Linked DNA regions of Homo sapiens: region 2 is linked to region 1. Evidence: chromatin loops called from intact Hi-C (ENCODE). Cell type or tissue: heart right ventricle. All regions are shown on one strand. Each heading gives the region's core, and the rest is flanking DNA. Links, peaks and the distances in the headings are about the cores only.

Region 1 (10,439 bases), core at 1,022-9,021:
GGAGTGGTCAATCCCTGCTAATTTCTGAGTCAGTAGCTTCCATGGGTTCCAGGTTTATCACTCCAGCTTATAAAGGGGGCTAGCATTTATTTTGTTTCTGAACAGGGTGTGTTAACTTGGATTTCTGACTGGATGGTTTATGGCCAAGCAGGGGGTTAGGAATTGAAAGGCTGTGTTCTGGGATCCTAGATCAAGAGACAGCTGAGCACAGGGATCTAGACCATTAGAGATCTCTCTATCTGGGATGTAAAGGTTCATGTACAAAGCGCTGGTGTGGGCTGCGAGCACTAGGGCCATGGCTTTTCTGGGTTGTGCAGGATGTTTTATCCTCTCACAAGTCTAGATATTCCAGAAGGTTTTCTTTCATGGCTTCAGATGCTGCAGGCACACAGGCAGGCAGAGGTTCTGCACATGTAGTTTTAACCACAGGGGCATCACTGCATGGGTGGTTTTCTACATGGATGATTATGTTGTTTGGGTCTGGGTTAGCTAACCATTATTAATGGTTGGTTGGTTTTTTTCTAGAATGCAGGTGTGTGTGGGACTGCATGGAATATTCTTGAACATTTAGAGTATTTCACTGGATGAGTGAATTTCTGGGTCTAGGAGGTATTGAGGAGACTATATTGGACATGGGCAGAAGGTGCCGAACCTGGGCCTATGGCATCTTGTGTTTGGCCAGAGGCTTTCTTGCCTTAGGCTTCAGGTGTGTAGTTCTCTCTGAAATGTTATGCACAATTCAGCTCACTGGTGGTTTCCTAGAGAGGTCAAAAACAATTGGTCTACACCACCCTTGGGCAACATTTTTGGGCCTTGGCTTAGGCCCCTCTTGCCTTTCAGACCCTTTCTGGAGCCTGTCAGGTTCTAGATGTGGTGCCCTATTTTGCGCTCCGTGTCTCCTAGAAGACAGCTGTGCCTTCCCTGGGGGAGTCCGTGGGCAGGGCCGAGGACAGCTTGCCGGGGTGAGAGGCTGAAGGCGCCTCCGGAGCGCGGCTGGGGAGGGGCCTGGCGGAAGCCACGCCTCCCAGCCCCGCGGTCTCCCGAACCCCAGCCTTCTGCGCTCCGGAGGCAGCCGCGGTGCTGGGGAGAGAAATGTCTCCCCAGGGTAATTACTGCCGCCCCAGTCCAATAAACCATTCATCCTTCACCTCTTCTGCCCAAGAAGTGTCTCTCCGCCCAGTCCCCCCACAGTGTAATAAACGCCCTTAGGCTTTAACAGACCCGCCCAGCGTAATAAACTGGCAGCAGTGTGAGAACGGCTGGGTGATAAATCCCAGGGGAGGTCTGGGCTTGGGCAGCCTGTGCGCCGCGGGCCTCGGGGGCGGGGACGCGTGCGCCCTGTCCCACGCTTGGCCAGTCCCTGTCCTGGGGCCGCCTTCCCTGGTCTGTCTTTGTGCCTTCACCGCCATGTTTCCTGGCTGCTTCGCCTCCTGTCGGGGGTCTGCCTCTCTACGCTGGGTCTTTGTGTGCAGCTGGGTGCGTCGCCGCCTGTGTGTGGGTGTGGGGCCTGGGGCTTGGGCGCTGGGCACCGCCTCTGATCCCTCCTGCCTCACTGCCTGCCCAGTGGGGCATTTGGCCGGCTTTTTCCTCCCGCCCTCTCTGGGCACAGACAGGGCTCTGTCCATGGTGATGTGCTTGCTGTCTGGAATCTGGGGTGGGAAGTGAAGAGAAAGGGCCTCTTTTCTCCTAGACCTGGGGGATTTGGAGGCAGCCTGCAGGTAGACTTGGTTTCCTTCCCTGGTCTGAGGGATCAAGAAACCCAATAAAGCCTTCTCTGAATGGGAGGCCCTGGAGCCCAGGGGTGAAGAGGCTGCAGCCTCTGATCAGGAAGGTGAGGGTAGGAATGTGTGTGGAGGAAGGTCAGCATCTCTGCTCCCCTGGCCCGCCCCACCCCCCAAATTCAGATGTGCATCTTGTGTGGAGTGGGGAGGAGGACCCTGGGTATTACAGTTGTCATGGAAACAGCCGATTTTCCAGAGTGCTGCAGTGCTGGGAGTGGAGAGACCGTTACCGGCTGAGGCCTACTGGGCTCCCCACCTCCAGGCGCTGCCCTTCCAGGCAGGTGACCACATGGGGTGGGGGTGGGGGTCACTGCATACCCCACTGTCAGCCAACTCTCCGCCCTCGACTTGGGGCCCCATCCTGAGGGTTCAGTGCTCACCACTGTGCTCCAGGGCCCTCAGGTAGAAAGGACACCTGGGTCTGGGGAGGGCAGAGCCAAGCCCCCTCTGTCTGCTGGGGGTGGTTTCTTGGCCACAGGCAGAGGTGAGATGTCAGTTATTAGCCATCCAGGTGGTTCTTTCCCTCCTGCCCTTCCTCCCAGGGTCACCTCTCACTCTGGGGGGATGGAAGGTGTTGATGGTGGGTGCTCTGGGGAACAGCAAGGGGACCCATGGCTCCTGCTTCCCCCAACCCCCTGCTGGCCTCACTACCTCTTTGGGAACCAGGCAACAATCTTCCCTTCTCTCCTCAGCACCTCCCTGGGCCTGCAGATGGTGGCTCCCCCCAAAGCACTCAGGCAGCCCCTCCCCTTTGGGGTCCTAGGAGCTCCCTGGGATGGAGCCTCCTCACCCCTGATTGCCCCAACTACAAGGGGGTTCAAGTCCCTGAGGCGAGAGACCCCGAGGTACCTGAGGGAACCCGGCCTAGTGTTACCAACTGGGCCACCTCCTTGGCTGCTGGCAAGGCCTGCTCCTTAGAAGTGCTGCAGGCCCTCCTGCCCCCCACTGCAGGCTCCTAGTTCCTGACTCCAGAGTTCTCCCACCCCCAGACTGACATTTTCTCCCTGTCTAGGCTTTTGCCCTTAGGCCTCATCTGTTTCTCTCCTTCTTTAAGTCCTCCCTTGAACCCCTCTCCTCACAAGAAGTGCTTTGTGAGGAGTCATTAGTGGCTAATTATTTAATTAAGCATTTTATGAATCTCATCTGCTCCATTTATGTTCTAAAGAATGCAAGATTGTTCTCTACCCTTCCCTTCTCTGCAGGCCATGGAGTACTAGTCCTCCAGGCCTCCCAGACAAGGCTCCTTTCCGGGAAACTGGGTGACCAGCCCCCCACCCCCACCCCCACCCCCAGAGAGCTCAGTCAGCCGCAGGAGGGAACATGGCGACTAATGGGGTTTATTTTGGGGCTGAGATCGTTAGGGACCTCACACCCGCCCCCAGCAGCCGGCTGGCGAAGAAGAGAAGGAGAAGGGGAGAGAGGGTGGGGTAGGGGAGGGCTGGGAGAGGGAGCCTTCATCTCCGGCTCCCACTCTCCTGTTTCTCTCACTTACACCCCTCTCTGTCCTTCTCTGTCCATCTGTCTCTCTGCCTCCTTCCTCCTCTGGCTGTCAATCTCCCCTCTCCCCCCTCCCCCACCCCCACCTCATGGCTGTCTCTTCCTTTCTGGGCAGGGCTCCAGGACCTTCCTGCTTTGGGACCCAGGCAGCCCCCTGGGTGAGGGCGGAAGCAGGGAGTCCTGGGCAAGCCAGGAGAGGGGTTGGGATGGGAGATGTTGGAGGGCGCCAGCTCTGGCCGTGAGTCAGAGCTGCACACAGCTCTGCTCATCTTCCTGCCATCACCTGGGGTTCCTTGGTGCCTGCTTAGCTCTGGCCCCAAAGAAGCACACACCTTGGATCTGTCACCTCTGCCAGGCCTGGGAGAAGTGGAGCTAGTCAGGACTGGGCCCCCTGGGTCTTTCCTGCCCACAGCACTCTTGTCTTCTCAGTCTCCTTACAGCTTCTCTCTGGGCTCTCTCTCTGTGTCACTCTATTACCTCTCTATTTTGCTGTAATTAAAGCTAGCATTCTTGATGAGGCAGCTACATCTGTCTGTGCGCGTGCACAGGCTCTCACCCAGGCACCCGCCTGCCAACTTCTCCCTGGGGTGGCAGGGCTGGTGGCTGCTGTGGGTATCACAGCTGAAGTCCCACATCTAGACCTGGGGTTCCATCCCTCTGGTCACAACCCTGAGGACCTGCTGACCTCGTCCTCCTGATGTCATTTCTTCTTGTCTCCCTTTCCTTCTCTCTGCAGCCGGGACCACATACATCTTTGGGAAGGGGGGAGCGCTCATCACCTACACGTGGCCCCCCAATGACAGGCCCAGCACGAGGATGGATCGCCTGGCCGTGGGCTTCAGCACCCACCAGCGGAGCGCTGTGCTGGTGCGGGTGGACAGCGCCTCCGGCCTTGGAGACTACCTGCAGCTGCACATCGTAAGGACCCTGGGCCCCAACCCTTCAACCTCAAGCTTCCTGCTCCCAAATCAGTTCAGCCCCTCATTGCCATGGGATCAGCACCTCAAGTCTTCCCTCATGGGGAACCCTCAGAACCTCTGTTCCCTCATTGCTGGAGCTTCCTGCTAAGAAGTTCTGCTTCTGAGACCCTTCCCTCTCTCAGTTATTCACCAAGACTCCCAGATCCACCCTCCCATCTGATTCGAATTTCTCCAGCTCCCCACTCCCTGAGACCACCTGTGTTTTCTGACCTTCCTAAAAGTAGTCAAGGGCCTCTTTGGGACTTCCAGGCCATTCTCCTGTAGCCTTCGGAGGTGTCCCACATTTGTGACTTCCCCTGGGCTGCTGCCTGCTCACTCCTAGACCAGCTAGGCCAGCCTACTGTGTCCTGCACCTATTCCTGCCCCTCCTTCATACCTACCTGCCCCAGGGCAGCCCACCCTTGCAGCTTCATCTTGCCTCTGGATTCTGCCCCTGCCTCTATGCTGCCCTTGACTTCTGCTTCCGTGACCTTTGCCCTCCCAGCAGCCCCCTTACCCTGTCTCCTTTACTGCCTCTCTAGCCAGGTTCACTCCTCACTGACCTCTTGGCCCAGCCCCACATCCTCACCCTGACCTCAGCTCCCACCTGGCTCTGCCTTTCTCTGCTCAGCTCCACAGGGAGAAGCCCTAGCCCCTCCCTGTGCCTGCTACCCACCTTGACCTTGGTTCCTTCCCAGGGTCTCCCTCTGGGCCTCCTACCATATCTGCAGCTCCTTGACTCACCGTTTTGAGTCCTGTTGAACTCTAGTCTGCAAGTGGCCCCTTTTCTTTCCCTGCCCTTTCCCCCATCTCTGGCTCTGCCCTACACCCTTCCCTACGACCTCTGGTATTGCTCCATTTCATTTCTGGTCTCAACCTCTCCCCTGACCCCTCCCCACAGTCCTCAATCCCGAGCCTTTGCCCTCAGTCTTCATCTGTACATTTCTGGCCCCTAACAGCCACCTTGTTTCCCTGCCTGTATTTCACATGCTCACCCTGGCCAGGACCCCTGTGCTGTGGGGATCAGGCAGGCTGGCCAGGCTTTGTGGGCTGGAAAGCTCTGGGTGAGGGGCCCCTGGCTTTCAGGAGGGCATAGTTAGTTGGAAGGGGAGAGAGGAAGCCAGGGGAGAGGCTTGTTTGGGCTCTGATCTCTCCCCATCTGCTTGGGAACGCAGCCACTGGCCTTCATTACACAGTAGCTTTTAAGCATCCCAGGTCTGCACCCCACCCCAACACCAGGGTGTGAAGGAAGGAGCATGAGGGGAGACTTCCTGTGGGCAGAGCAGAGCTGGGGTGGAAGTGGCAGCGGATGAGGAAGGGGTGCAGAAGGAGGACTAGCAAGCAGAACAGTAGTCAGGCCCAAGAAGAGGCCTGGAAGTTCTGTACCTGTGTCAGCGGGACAGGCAGTTATCTAGAATGGTGAGAGGCAGCTGGCAAGCGAAAGACAGTGTGGCTGTAGACGACAGTGTGGGACTGGATGCATGGTGATGTGTGTCAGGAGTGACGGCTGTGACAGTGGGGGATGAAGACAGAGACTGGATCTCATGATTTCTGATGGAGTGTATCTATAGATGTGTATTTCCCCATGTAGTGGTGTTTGCAGTTGTTTCAATTGCCTTTCTGGGTGGCGGGGTGTGACTGGGTTTCCCTGTGTCCTCTGTGAGTGAGGGCTGCTCCTTCTCTCTCTTCTCCCTCATGCGAAGCTCTGCATGGCTTGCAGTAGATGGTCTGGGTTTGAATCCCAACTTTGCCACTTCCTTGCTGTCTTTGTGCAAGTCACCGCAGCTGTCTGAGCCTCAGTTAGCCCATCTATGGAGTGGCATAGGAAGAGGACAGAGGGATGTTTGGAGGTTGAAGGAGATCACTTATGTGAAGAACGTAGGGAGCATGCTGTGTTAGCTAGTATCCCGACCATCTCTGATCAGCTACCTAGGCAGGACTGTGGGCCTCTGTGCCTGTTAGGTTAGGGCGTAGGGCTCCCCTAGTACTGAGGAGAAAGGGTAGGGGGATCAGGATGCGAGGAGAAGGGATTTCCTCCTTTTCTCTCCCAACAGTTGTGAACAGGCCTTAAAGGTGCAAGGCTATGGAGGAACAAGTACTGGTGCCGGGTACGGCAGAGGGCAGGGAAGACGGGGGTCTGCCTGAGGGTGGAGAGGCCTGGCAAGGGTGGGGGTCCATGAGAGGAGCCAGCCATGAGGTGGGAGGTGGGCACCAGATGGGCTGAGGCCCCCTGGGGGCAGCCCCCAAACCCCTTCCTCCCCTGGTGACACATCAGCTCCCACCACAGCGTCAGTAGCAGCTCTCAGAGAGTGGGGAGGCGGCAGCAAAATAAGAGAAAAGCAATTTGACGTTTCTAATAAAGCGTCGCTCCACTTTGCCAAATTAATTTTGACTCCCATAATTATTTGCTGTAGGAGCGGCTTCGTTCTCCCCACCGCCGCCTAATGAGGTAATTGGGGAATTAGGAATTAATGACTTTAACAGAAGTGACAACTGACTTCACACTGGGAGAGGCTCTGGGGAGCTGCCTCTCCCCCGGAGTGCAGGGCCCTGAGCTTGACTGCCTCCTAGGAAACCCAGGTGTCCTGCCTCCCAGCTCCCTGGCCGGCACTCTGCCAGCCTGGCTCTCAGACTGCATGTGCTCCTTGACCACCATCACTGCCTGGGCTGAGCCTGTGGGGAGAAATCCTCAGAGGAATCCAGGGAGCTGATACTATTCTGGGTGGTATTATTACTAACAATAGTACCGAGGAGGATCGACTGTTCCTTCCCGTGTGTGGGGAGCAGATGATCAGCCCGTCTCCCTGGGGATGTTGTCAGTCTGTGGGTGGTGAATGGGTGGGGCTTGCTAATACTCTTTGTTAGGCAAGCCCAGCCTCAGTTTCCCTGCTTTACTGCATCTGAGGAGAGAGGCTGCATGCATGTATGACTGTGTGCATGCATCTGTGTGTTAGCGTGCATGCATGCATATATGTATGTGGTTTTCCCAGGTTCTGAGAAGGAGACAACTGGACCCCACAAGTGGGAAGGGATAGGACATGGGTCTCCTGAGCCACAGCTGCAAACCTTGTCCCCCAACTCTCTCTGCCAAACCCCAACCCTTGCCCCATCTGTGAGCCACCCCTGCCAACACCCCCAGTGCCACCAAGCCTCTCGGCTCTGCTAGATGCAGGAAGGAGGTGGCAGCTGAATGTTCCACATGTCCAGGCCAGACTGGGGCAGTCTTTCAAGAAGACCCCAGGAGTGTAGTGTGTTTCTATGATGGGTTGGGTGCCTGAGAGTGTGTGAGCCAGGGGGTTTGAGTGAACCTGTGTGAGTGTCTGTTCCGTGTGGGAGGAGGGCTGAGACCGCGTTCAGGAGTGCTGCTGGGAGGTGCAGGGAAGTGAAACAGGGGCTCAGGCTTAGTACCTAATGGGCCTTCGTTGGCTTGGTTAGATGCCTTTGGTGTTGAAGGTAGGCCTCAGCAGCCTCTTGGATCATCCCACACCCCCACCTCCTTGAGTCAGGGTCTTCCTAGACTGGTGGGCAAAGGGAGAGAACACTGGCTTTGAAGTCAGACTAGCTGGGGTTCAAATCTGGGGCTTCCTTCTCATGAGCTGCAAGATTTTGAGATGTTATTTAACTATGCTGAGCCTCAGTCTCTTTCTTGATGAAATGGGGAGCTATGAGCTTCTTCAGCGGGTTGGTGTAGGGAAGAGAGCATGCGTGTACAGTACCCACTCAGGGCCTGGCATGATTTAGGGTTTGGTGAAGCCCTCCCTCCCACTCTAGCACCACAAGCAGAACTCTTCCTGGGCTGATCCTGGGTTGCCTCTGCAGAGTGTCCCGTGGGCCTGGGTCCCAGAGATTGCTTAGGCTCTTTGCTCCCCTTCTCCAGGCCTCCGTCCCTGTCTGTCCTCTGCCTGTCCTTCCCCAGCCCCTAGCTCCACCCCCTACCCCGAAACCCCCACGATCCCCTTTCTTGGTCAGTCTAGCATAGTTTGACCCTCAGCTCTTCTGGTGTCCATCCCACCATACACACAGTCCACACCCCCCACCTCCACCCCCATGGCTGCAGAGGGTCCACCCCCACACTCAGAGCCTGACCTACTTTGGGCCTGAGAGGCTGCCAGGAGAGGCATGCTAATGCCCTGGTGTGGGTGGAAGCCCCCTGGGGGCCTGCTTGGTACAGAGCATACCAGGGAGGAGAGGCTGGAGACTGGGGACTGGGGAGGGGCTGGGGGTCAGACCTTCCTCTGGCAGAGGCCGGCTTCTGTGGACTTCTCTGCTGATCTTGCCTTAGAGAGGCCTCTGCCCTCCATGCCCCGAGCTGGTCCCCAGCTTGGCCCGATCACCCCTGTCTGGGCCCAGTGGCCCTTGCACAGAGTAGGTGCTCTGTGAATACTTGTGAATATCCAGGACAAACCAAAAGGCAAGAGACAGGTGTGGTTAGTGGAAGGCGCTCTGGGCCCAGGCTCTGCACGCACCTCCGGCCTCAAGTTACTCCCTTGCATGTGGGGAAGGGGAGCGAGCCTGCCCACCTCCTCCAGCGGTTGAGACCTGGGAAAGGTGCCTTAAGTGCTGCGGAGCTGGGCTAGTGGTGGTCACAGGAGTAGCCACTAGAAGGGATGAATGGTTGCTCCCTCTGGTCGCTGACCTCCACCTCCATGTCCCCAGGACCAGGGCACCGTGGGGGTGATCTTTAACGTGGGCACGGACGACATTACCATCGACGAGCCCAACGCCATAGTAAGCGACGGCAAATACCACGTGGTGCGCTTCACTCGAAGCGGCGGCAACGCCACCCTGCAGGTGGACAGCTGGCCGGTCAACGAGCGGTACCCGGCAGGTAGGCGGCGCGGGCCCGCGGAGGAGGCGCGGTGGCGGGGCGGGTGGCGGCCTCTGATAGGAGTGCGGCCGCACCGGGGCGGGGCTAAGCGGCTCTGGGGCGGGGCTAAGCGGCTCTGGGGCGGGGCTACTGGAGAGACGAAGCTTGCGAGGCGGGACTAGGGCAGGGGCGTGGCTAGGAAAAGTCGGGATTTGTGGCGGCGGGGCGAGACCGTGGTGGTGCGAATGCGCCCCCTATGGGGGAGGGTGCAGGGCTGAGCTGGGAAGGTTGCAAGGCCAGGGTCCAGTTTGGGGGTGGGGGGAGAAGTGGAGGGAGGGTAGAGGTGAGGAGAATCTGATGCGATTGCGGAAAGGTTGAGTTCAGAAATGAGGGAGACAGATGCAGAAACAGGAGAGAAAATCCAGAAGTAATATAAAACGTGTCTTGGCAAGGAGACAGGGCTGTTACCACGGGCAGAGCCAAGGAAAGAACCGAGGTCCTTATAAAGAGCAAGTCAGAGATCCATATTAGGAGATCTAACGAAGGAAGAGGAGTAGCCACGGAGACTCAGAGAAAAGGACCCCCAGTGTCCAAGGCGGTGAGGGACATGGTGAAAGGGAGGAAGAGACAAGTGACAACAAAAATGAAACACAGGGTCATGTGCGTTCAATAACCTTTGTTGACAACCTACTTAGATATCAGGGCTTGTGCTAGGTCCGGGGCACTCAGTCCCTGCTTGCAGGGAGCCTTGAGAATGCAGACAGACCAAGTTCAACAGGGTGACAGCTGTGGCGGCCAAGGACAAACCAAGGTCTGAGGAGCACAGGAGAGGGATGGAGATGAGGACATGGAAGAAATGAGGAGGCAGAGACTCTGAAAGATATTGAGGGAGGCAGAGACAGAGCCTTAGAATGAGAGGAAACCAGAGGGGAAGCAATGGAAAGATATGGAAATAGCACTGAACTATATGCAAAGATGAGGAGAGATGTGGAGAGGTAGATGGAGATGCTGACATGCAGGCCCAGGGAGAGAAGAGGTGGACAGAGCCTTGGGAGGGAACGGAGGAGAGCCCCAGCATGGGAGATAAAGAGGGAGGGGAAACAGGAACGCTGCAGGGAGAACTGCAGAAACACAGAGATGGTGAGATACAGTCTGAGCGACATTGCAGTCACACACAGGGCCTGACTGAGAAGCAGAGTGAGCATCTGCGACCTCCATCACTCTCCCAGGCGGAGAGATAGCCAGGCTGAGGCAGAGAAGCTGCCCCATGCTGACTGCGAGGGGCAGGGGCAAAAGGCCAATGTGTAAACTTTCATGGGCTCACCTATGCTGGAGTAAAGATGCCAGTACAGGCTTATGACACCAATTACGCAGGCTTGTACCCAGACATTTCTG
Region 2 (10,439 bases), core at 1,216-9,215, 68 kb after region 1:
CAGACGGCCACGCTGTCCACTCGGCCACGGCTGCCTGGCCTCTGCCATGCCAGGCCCTTGAAGTCGCCCAACTCGCCTCCACGCTCTGATTGGAGAAGAGGCAACTCCTTTCCAGGAGTCTTTGACTAAAGGGGCTCCATGCAGGCACAATTTCTAGAGCGAGGTACTTTCCACAGTGACGGCCTCTTGCCGGTTGCCCTGGGCTGCTGTTGATTTCCTAGAATAATCCAAAGAAAAGCAGTGCCATGTGGTGAAGTGGGTATGTACTCGGAGCTTGGGGCAAAATGGCGGTCAAGTCTTATTGGGGGGTAAACTCTATGGCATTAGGCTTTTACTCCCTTCTGTGTACCCAAGCGGGACAGTGCCTGAAACATAGTAGGTACACAACAAAAATCAATTAAATTAAAGAAAAAATGAAGTCCCAGCTTCTCCGGGTCTCTGCAGGTGTCCTTAGGCAAGTTATATAACCCTGCTGCATCTCAGTTTCCTTGGCAAAGGAATTGGACTGTAATAGCACCTCATGTGGTTGTTGTATCGATTAAATAAGGTGACATAAAACAATAAGAACTCAGTATTATTACTATCATTGTGACCTCGGTCACCATCAGAATTGAGGCGGCCCTGTGAACAGTCACCCAGGACACAATAACCACATGTCCAGAGTGCTTGCTGCAGGCCTGGCATTTTCCCAGGTGCTTTAAAATAATACTTCCCTTAAACTTGAAAACAACTCTGTGAGCCAGGCTGGGTTTTGTTTGTTTTTTCTAAACACCATCTTACAAAGGAGGAGGCTAAAGCCCACAGAAGTGGTTCTGGCTATAAAATGCAGCCAGGGAGTGCTCCCTCATTTCTCCCTGTCAAAGAATGGGTGTGAGATGGCACCATCTGTTCTCTGAGGGTTTGAAAGAACTCACCTGTTGATCTGTCTGGGCCTGAAATTCTTTGTGGGAAAATTGCACTAGGACAGTTGAGACTATCTGTATCTCCCTTTGTCAGTTTTGGTGAGAGAGGTTAAGTCACTTGCCCAGGCAGGTGGGGAACGTGGGCCCAGGCAACCTGGCTGCCAAGCCTGGGCTTTCAACCATTACATTTTCCTGCATGAGGTATGATCACTTTCTACCCATGAGACTTTGGATAAGTCACTTTCTTTCTCTGACCCTAGTAATAGTATGGGGATAGTAATAATACATTTCTGGCAGGATTGTTGGAAAGATTAAATGGTTTCAGAAACACAGGCCTTGGTACTCTTGAGCCTTTGCCCTGGGCAGCCCAGGCCTGTCTCCATCTTGGCCCAGGAGGAAGCCCAGCCCGATGCCCAGGGATCACAGGTCACTCACTGGCTCTCCAGGTCCTGGATAGTGTCAGGGAGCGGAAGTCCCTGGGTCTCCGGGAGGAAGAACAGCACAACCAGGCTGGAAGCAATGGAGATAACGCCATAGAGGAGAGGAGGCAGCAGGGGCAGGGCTTGGCGGCTCATCAGGATCAGGGGACCCATCATAGCCCCCAGCCGGCCCACTGTATGCAGAATGCCATCTGCTGTCATCCTGTGGGTGAAGGGGAGGGCCCAGATCCCTGTAACAGCTGGCCCTGTGGCAGGAAGACATCCTGGGCTCACAGATGCCAGGGGAAGGAAAGCTGGGCTGAGGGAATTGCCCTCCTCAAGGCCTCCTCTAATGCCACCTCCTCCACGGAGCCCACCCAGATTTTTGCATCTAGTGTTTCAGGGGAAATCTCTAGGGCCCACCTCATTTTCCCCACTCTTGGGCAACTTAAGGGCTTCTCCATACTCCTGCTAGGCCACTGAGCTCCCAACTCAGGCTTTCCATACGATATCAACAAAATCAATAAATGCTTGTCCAAACAACAAATTAAAATATGGAGAAATGAGTGAGTGGTGGAAAGAACATTGGGCTAAAAGTCTGGAGAGCTGGAGTCCAGTCCTACCCTTCTGCTGAGCCAGTCCTTCACCCCGAGCCTCAGTTTACCCAAATATCAAATGTGGGGGTGGCCTAGACTCTAGACCACTGGTTTTCCATTTGTGTTTTATGATGCCCTTGGGCTCCAAGGAGGTGACTTGGGGCTCTCTTGGGGCAGGGAAGGAGTGGTGGGAAGTGAGTTGAGGGTCCCCACTGCTACCAGGGCAGCTCTTGGTCTCCTAATCAGGATTCTTATAAGATTCCATCTGGACAGATGACTCTGTGGCTCAAAATGGTGTGAAAACACAGGCCCAGATGTCCCCAGGGCTCTACTGTACTGCTTCTGTCTGGGTCGAGACTCTCAAGGGGAAGAGCTGTCCTGGGGGGGACCCTGAGCGGCCCTGGCTGCATTTCCCTGGCTGCCAGACCCTTCTTTCCCTTCCCACCGCCCTCTCAGGACGGCCCTGCTGGCCCTGGGGCATGGCCTGCAGCCCAGCTTACCGCACTGGCGTTGGAAAGAGTTCAGCCTTGTAGATGGTGAGGCAGGTTAGGCTTATCCCAAAACATCCCTTTCCCAGCACAGCAAAGACCACACGCAGGGTCTGCAAATCTGGGTACAGGAAGGGGGTGAGAGTGGGGTTTGCCCTGGAGGGTACCCAGGGGCTAGTCAGTGTGCGGCCAGCCAGCCTGGAGCAGAGGGGACCCTGGGCTCCCTACAAGTCCCCGGCCCTGCTGGCTTGGTGCGGGGCTGCCCAGGGCTGGGGTTGGGGGACAGAGCATAGGATGCGATATCGCGGCAGGGGCCCGAGGGGCACAGGCAGAAACCCAGCCAGGTCTAGGGTAGCTGAGCCTGGCCGGCCGTGGAGGCTGCACTGAAAGAATGCCCCCCACCGCGGCTCCTAGGGTCCCGAGATGCCTCTTGCTATGACGGAGAGAGCGCCGGGCCCGGTCCACAGCAGCCTTCCTGCTGCCCGCCAGCCTGCCTGTGTGGGGATGGCAGAAGCCCTGGCCTGGAGGCGGAGGTCCGGGCCCCCTTTTGGCCGCAGGCCTGGCCTCCCCAACGCGTTGCTCCGTGGAGGTGCCTGAACTGCTGGGAGGTGCTCGCCGTTGTCAGTTTCCTCGCAGCTGCTCGCGCTCAGAGCTTGGGCTCTCGCTGCAGCCTGCAGGGCCCCGGCCGCCTCCGTCCCCGCTCAGGCCTTCTGCCAGCCGCAAGGCAGCCTCCTGCCTTCCTCCCGGCTCTGCCGCCACCGCACGACGTGCCGCCCTGTCCCTTTCCCCCAGTCTCCCACCCTCAGCAATAAAAGGAGACACAGAGAGGGATTCCAGGTCCTCATAGCCTCCCTCATTCAGAAAGAAAACAGGGAGGCAGCTCCTGGGGCCAGGGAGGGGATGTGGCCCCACGCTCAGAGCAGTGGGGTGGGCGGGGAAGCAGGGCCCGGTCCCACCGCCCAGTCCGCCTGCCTCACCTTGCGGCACCAGCATGTTGGCTAGAATGGCGAGGCCGGCCATGGCCTGGGAACCCGCCTGGATGGTGCGGCGGCCAAGGAAACTGAGCAAGAGGGCAGTGGTGGCCCGGCCCAGGAAGTCCACGGCCCCGAAGAGGGCCTGGAGGAGGAAGATGTCACGGCCCAGGCTCTGCAGGTCGAAGACCAGCCCATAGTAGGAGATCAATAGAGAGAAACTGCGGGCAAGGCTGGAAGTCAGGTCCCTGCCCTGCCGGGGAGAGGGCACCCCAACAGCAACAGCACCTCCCACCAGGAGCTGCCTGGGAGGACATGGCCAACCCCGGAGGACAATCCTGGGCTTGTCTCGGCCAGCGATCCCAGAAGCCTGCCAAACTCAGGACACAACCCCAGCGTCAGGCTCTTCCAGGAAAGGGCAGGCAGGGTGGCTCCACCATCCCTTCACACACAGGCTTTGTGTCAGGGGCAGCGATGCGCTGGGGCGTTGCCTCTCTGGCTGGGACCAAGTCTGCCCTCGGGGGCCTCTGAGCTGCCCCTCACTTCCGGACTAGCCCTCTCTGGCTTTGATTCTGATAACCAGTCACACTGTGCCTTTCTCTTGGAAGATGGGAATCATGGCAGGACAGGGCCTCTCGGGAGACCCTGGGCTGCATTGCCCAGACCACATTCAGGATGGAGAGCCTGTCCCCCAGCCCCTGGGAGTGCTGCCCCTTCTCTGGGGAGAGCAGCCTGTGACTGGTTCATGGGGCAGAGGGACCACCCAGAAAGGCCCCAGCTCCCACGCTCCCAGGGGCTGGGCTGGGCCCAGGCTGTGGCTGCATCTCCCCTTGCCTTCCCTTCTCCATCTCAGGGTCTGCTTTCTGCCCACTCCCCCACCCCACTGGCTCACGAGTAGCTGAATTTACGGTATTTAAATTCTCATGGTTTGGAGATGGGATTTGGATCCACAACTGGCTGCAAGGTAAAATTCTTCTCGGCCACGTTTAAAATCTGTGCTCTCCCTGCTTAACCCAGATGCTCCTCCCAGCCCTCCCCTTAGGCGTCACCTGATTGCATCACCCAATAAACATCGGACAACACCAGCCCAACAACATCAGAGTAAAATCGCACAAGCCGCGGTGTTTCATGAAGTTTATGTGAGTGACGTGAGAGTCACTGGGCTGGTGCTCAAAGCGGCCGACACTGGAGCCTTGGACAGATAACAACTGGGTTAACAAGACAGGAAAACCCACAAGGTCACCAGCTTCAAAGCCTCTGATTTGAATAACAAAGGTTGCAGAGCCGGCCCCTGGGAGAACTGAGGAATCCTGGAAGGTTTTTTTTTTTTTTAAAAAAAAAAACTGGTCCCGGGTGTTTGCAGTGAGAGCACTCCTTCTGATTTATCAGAAAAAAATTGAAGTTTTTTAAAAAAGGCATTTGATCTATCTTTGTTCTAAGATGTAGCAAGTATTTGCCATCATAACCCATATGTGGTTAAATATAGCATAAAAGAAACGTTTTCCTAAACTTCAGTTTTATTTCAAGATAAAAGTCCCAATCAAACCAGGTCCTTAGGTTTTTTTTTTTTTCCTTTGACGGAATCTTGCCCTGTCGCCCAGGCTGGAGTGCAGTAGCACAATCTCAGCTCAGTGCAGCCTCTATCTCCTGGGCTCCAGTGATCCTCCTGCCTCATTTTTTGATTTTTAGTAGCGATGAGAGGGTCTTACTATGTTACCCAGGCTGGTCTTGAACTCCTGGGCTCAAGCGATCCTCCTGCCTCAGCCTCCCAAAGTGAGGGATTACAGGCTTGAGCCACCGCGCCTGACTGGTCCTTGCTTTTTAATATGCTCTTTTGGATGTCACCGGAACTGAATTTGTTTTAAGGGCCTTTTCCTGGGCCCAGATGACCTTGGGTCCCGGGGAGGGCCAGGGTCTGGTCGCGCGGGCCCTGGCAGTGACAGTGCCGGTAAGCCAAGTGTTAGCTCAGCCCGGTTCCAATGCAGGCTCTATTATTTTGGGCTTGTTCCTTACCCCTCTGGGATCCTCTTTCCCCATCAGTGAAGTGGGGTTGCATGGAGGGGTCAGCGAATGCAGGTTCACCCTCTAGGAGCATGGCCATGGTCTCTAGGAAAGTGGTAAGTCTCTAACGATGACACACAGTGGTACTCCTCGGCCGTGGCTGGTCCCCTGGCTCTAGGGACCCTGGCTCTGCCTCTGTCTTGGGACCTCCCTGGGACCCTGGGACCCCCAGCCTAGAGCTGCCTTTTCCTCTGGCTTCCTGCAGATGGCAGCCTCCAGATCCCACCTGTGCATAGTCCCTCTCTGCTGCCTGCCAGGACTCCTGCCTGCTGGGGCTGTCTGCGTCCTGTCCCAGACAGAAATGCACCCCCTTGAGGCCTGCGGGTGCTGTTTCCCCTGGACGCTCTGCCTCCTGCCTGTCCCAGCTCTGCCTCCTGCCTGTCCCAGCCCTGCCTTGGGGAGGGACACCAGGACGGCGTACTTCACCACCAGCATGGCGCAGCTCCTCCAGCGGAGCACGGGCACGCAGAACAGGTCCAGCACCGACCGCGGCTCCTTTGCAGAGGCCACCTCCTCCTTCACGCTGGACATCAGCACCTTCCGGGGAGAATGGGGGCACCGTGAATGGTAGGGCAATGGCCCTGCCCCACCCCCTGTGCCAGAGAACAGTGTCCAAGTGGCCAGAGTGACGGGGAGCCTGTCCTGGGCCTCGGCCTCTGGAAGCTGGATCCCTAGGGGAAGGGGAGGGGATGGGGCAGAAAAGGTTCTCTCCAGGCCCTGGCTCTTCTGCAGGTTTGACTCAGCCCTGGTCCTCTCAGCTCTAGCTTGCCTCCTTCTGGAAGCCTTCCCTTATCCTCCGACCCCATCTTCACTCTAATCTCTGGCAGCGCCTGTTTCCTGAAAGCAGCTACCTTCAAATAAACACATTCTGTTTCCCCAGACACATCGAGAACCCCCATGAGGTGGGTGCGTGCTACATGCAGGTGGAGGTGGTGGGTGATGGAGGTGACGGTGTGGGTGCTGTTGATAATGATGGTGCTGTTACCGATGGTGACGATGGTGGTGAAGGTGGTGGAGATGTTTTGCAGAGATGGTGGCTGTGGGGTTAGTGATGGTATTGGTGGTGCTGGTGGTGATGGAGTGATGGCAGTGAAGGTGATGGTGGGTGTGGACAGTGGTGGTGCTGTTGGTGATGGTATCGGGATTGGTGGTGGTGGTGGTGGTGTCTGTGTGGAGGTGGTGATGGAGGTGTTGGTGGTGTCTGTGGAGATGCTGGTGGTGGTGCTGGTGGAGGTGGTGCTGGAGTGGGTGGTGCTGTTGGAGGCCACACGGATGATCCCTCAGTGCACGTCCTGTCCCAGGTCAAGTCTCGCAGACAGCAGCATCTCACCTCTATGGTCAGGTTCTTGGCCTCCTTGTGGCCATTTATCCTGGCCACCTTTCTGAGCTCCTGAAGTGCTTGGTCTGGTTTGCCCTTAATAATCAGCCACCGGGCGGATTCTGGCAGCCACCTGTAAGGAGGCAGGTGTGTAGCTGGGAGTGCACGCTGGGCTCTCCCCCGGGGCGGGGTGGAAAGGGGCAGTGGGCACGGACCCTCCAGCTGAGATGAGTGATGAGGAAGCACATGCTTCTGTGCCGCTGCTGCCCAGCCAGGAGCCTGGCAGTCCCCAGCGGTTTCAGAATAAAGCTGAGTCCCAATGCCTGGCCGCCCACCTTCCCAAGCGAGCCACCTCCATCTGGCTCGCCTGGCTGCCCGGGGCCTGCCCACCTGAGCCCTGCACACAGCCAGGGCACAGGTGGCCTGGGCATGGGTGTCCCTAGAGTTGGCTGCTTCACCAGTGATTCTGGGGCTATTTCTAGGATAGAAAGGTCACTTGGTGCTGGGTTTTTTTGTTTTTTTTTTGAGATGGAGTCTCACTCTGTCACCCAGGCTGGAGTGTAGTGGTGCGATCTTGGCTCACTGCAACCTCCACCTCCCAGGTTCAAGTGATTCTCCTGCCTCAGCCTCCTGAGTAGCAGGGTCTACAGGTGTGCACCACCATGGCTAATTTTTTTGTATTTTTAGTAGAGATGGGGTTTCACCATGTTAGCCAGGATGGTCTTGATCTTCTGACCTTGTGATCCACCTGCCTCAGCCTCCAAAGTGCTGGGATTACAGGCTTGAGCCACTGTGCCCGGCCTTTTTTTTTTTTTTTTTTTTTTTTTTTTAGCACATTTAAAATATCCCCAGGCAGAACCAGGTGATTTTATAAAACCAGTCTATTTCTCCCCAACCTCAGGGGCAGGTGGGCCAGGAGAAACACTTTCCTGGTGGAAGGCACAGGATCTGCCCAACCCACCGGCTCTCAGCCCTGTTTGCAGGGAAGCTAAGAAGGACTTCTGGAGGCAGTCTGACGTAGTGGTGAAGAGTTAGCCTGCCTAGGTTCAAATCCTGCCTCTGGCATTCACCGGCTGTGTGTGACCTTGGGTGAGTGACCTAACCTTTCTAGGTCTCGGTCCTTCATTTGAAAATGGTGGTAATCGCATCATCTTACTTATTAGAAGGTGTGTTAATACGCACCTAGTGTTATAAACTGCACCTGGTACACACCTGATCAGCGTGGCGGGGATGGCCTAATTATTGTAATTATGGGATGGCCTTCCTCTTCACTTATTGATCTGTGTATGAAACGTAAGCTCCACGGGGCCACTGGTTTTTGCCTGTTTTGTTCACTTGTGTGTCCCCAGCACCTAAGACCCTCTGCACCTGTCTGTGTCTCCTTCCTCAGTGCCAACCCAAGGAGGGATTTCCAGACCTTAGGGATTTTTGCGGCCCCTAAAATTGTAGTGACAACAATCTATTTTCATATCCAATGTTGGTCCGCACTGTATGTGAAGGAGTGAAGCTGGTGGGTGGGGGCTGGTGCAAGTATTGAGGAAGGACGATGCTCACAGCCTCAGCCCAGGGGACAGCGGCAGTGGGGCCTTGGGGACCGGGAGAGCGGCCGCTTCCACTGTGGCCGAAGTTCAGCCCAGTGCCCCTGGATCTTCCAGTTTTTCCAAAGAAGGTAAAAAATACTGTTTTTGTTTGTTTTTGAAAATCTTCTGATTTTTAAATGTTAGCAACTAGTTACAAATGTATTTTTTAAATCACCATTTGAGCCAATGCTGTGCCAGCCCATCTTGGCCTGTCTGGGCTGGATGGGAGCCACGGACCTCGGGCTGCAACACTTAGCCCAGGACTGCCAATCACCAATGTCCCTCCCTAGCGAGGGTGCCGCTCATGCCATGGCCCTTCTGTGGCACTCCAGGTCTCTGGACCTACTGCCAGCCAGAGAGGTGAAAGTGAAGAGTCCCCCTCCCACCCTGGGTCTCCTAAGGAAAAGGTCCCACATCATACTGACCAGGATATCAGGGAGATGGCAAAGAAGGGCACTGATGCTGCCAGCTGGAGAGTCCTCCAGTCCCGCAGGGCAAAGGCCAGGCCGCCCAGCGCCGCCTGGCCTGCGCTGAAGGCACATCCCACCACCGTCATGGTGACCGCCCTCCTGCTGGTCGTGGTCCACTCCACCACTGAAGGATGCAGACACGTGCAGGTGAGGCCTCATGCGGCGGCCTGAGCCCCATTCTCTCCTGCCACCCCCGCCCCCATGGCAGGAGCGCGCTGAGCCGGGGACTCACTCAGTGTCAGTGAACTCAGAAAGATGCCGGCCATCCCAAAAGCGGCCACGAACCGCAGGCCGCAGTAGATGACGAATGTTGGGGCGAAGATGGTGCTGGTGCCCGCCACGGCCAACTGCAGGCAGCACCAGCTCAGCATCGGCTTCCTCCCAAACCTGTCACAGGAGAGAAGCACACGGGGCCTGGAGAGGGGCCCCTGAGGACGTGGATATGTGGGCAGGTACTTGCCTTCTGGGAGTTCAACAACGCCAGGGGATCTCTTGCAGCCAGCTCCTCCTTCTTGGAACTTTTAGGGGTACACTCAGAGTGCTTCTGTTATAAAAGTGGCAGGTACCTTGCCATGGGAGGGTGCAGTTCAGTTTCAGTGTTTAAGAACATGGGGTTTGGGGCCAGGCACGGTGGTTCATGCCTGTAATCCCAGCACTTTGGGAGACTGAGGCTGGAGGATCACTTTAGGCCAGGAGTTCAAGACCAGCCTGGGCAACATAGTGAGACCTCAGTCTCTACTAAATAAATAAATAAATAAATAAATAAATAAATAAATAAATAAATAAATTAGCCAGGTGTCTGCGGTCCCAGCTACTTGGGAGGCTGAGGTGGGAGGATGGCTTGAGCCCAGGAGTTCAAGGCTGCAGTGAGGTATGATCACGCCTCTGCACTGCAGGCTGTTCAACAGAATGAGCCTCTGTCTCTAATAAATAAATAAAAAAGAACACAGGTTTGGGCATCAGATGCCTGGGTTTGAGCCCCAGCTCTGTCCTTCCTGGGTGACCCTGGGCATGTGATTCGACATCTCTGAGCCTCAGTTTCCCCATCTGTAACACAAGGGCATCCATAAGGACATGCCTCACAGGGCTGCTATGAGAATCAAGACACTGGGCAAGGGGCCAGGGAGTAAGGAGGCCGAGACTTTGCAATCCACTGCTCTCACCTGTGCGCTGTGAAGGGGGTGCTCATGGGGCGGATGCAGAGCCCTCGGCCCCTGCCCGAGTGCCCTGGGCTGCGGTGGCCTCCAGGCCGGCTGAGTCTGAACCGGAGATTGCATTTAGTGCCACTCAAGCCCGTTCTGCTCAGAACGGAGATGCGAGGCAGACCTTGGCCGCACCTGTCTGAGCAGCACCCAGGAGCAAGGACACTCGCTTCATCCTCACGACAACTGCGTGGGCAGGTGCGAGACCCCACTGCTGGGGGGAAACTGAGGCCCAGAGAAGGGAAGAGATCTCCAGAGAAGGGAAGAGATCTACCTTGTAGGACAAGGCTGGGTGGGATAAGGCTGGGATTCAGACCCAGGTAGTCAGACCCCAGAGCCAGTAGGGTGGTGGCAGGAGGGAGTGGGAAGGCAGTCCTCCATTCATGAAATAATGACTGCGTGTCTGCCACCGTGCTGAGCTGGGCTCTGGAG

What was found. Hi-C counts contacts between places; a loop is a spot of excess contacts. Peaks named below come from ENCODE experiments on the same cell type or tissue, not always from the same donor. Only the 100,000 strongest peaks of a DNase experiment are listed, where the experiment ranks them.
Region 2: a loop joins it to region 1, with 1.9 times the contacts of the local background. A loop is called at or near these places in 28 of 110 quality-filtered maps.

The regions. Positions count from the first base shown.
Region 1 is chr11:64,629,028-64,639,466 of GRCh38, reverse strand. It overlaps NRXN2 (neurexin 2), which reads left to right. Exons shown (of 23, transcript NM_015080.4): 18 at 4,015-4,196; 19 at 8,894-9,065. Among named protein-coding and RNA genes, the nearest start is that of NRXN2-AS1, 9.6 kb to the left of the region's middle. RefSeq lists an enhancer at 1,681-2,249. In heart right ventricle, for the core only: no CTCF peak of the experiment used is centred there; no DNase peak of the experiment used is centred there; H3K4me3 peaks cover 492 bases; H3K27me3 peaks cover 4,060 bases.
Region 2 is chr11:64,560,757-64,571,195 of GRCh38, reverse strand. It overlaps SLC22A11 (solute carrier family 22 member 11), which reads right to left. Exons shown (of 10, transcript NM_018484.4): 3 at 9,038-9,192; 4 at 8,761-8,929; 5 at 6,768-6,888; 6 at 5,859-5,974; 7 at 3,383-3,597; 8 at 2,418-2,526; 9 at 1,338-1,544; 10 at 1-217. The coding sequence ends at 154. Among named protein-coding and RNA genes, the nearest start is that of SLC22A11, 10 kb to the right of the region's middle. RefSeq lists an enhancer at 5,413-6,382. In heart right ventricle, for the core only: no CTCF peak of the experiment used is centred there; a DNase peak (open chromatin) is centred at 4,455; H3K4me3 peaks cover 369 bases.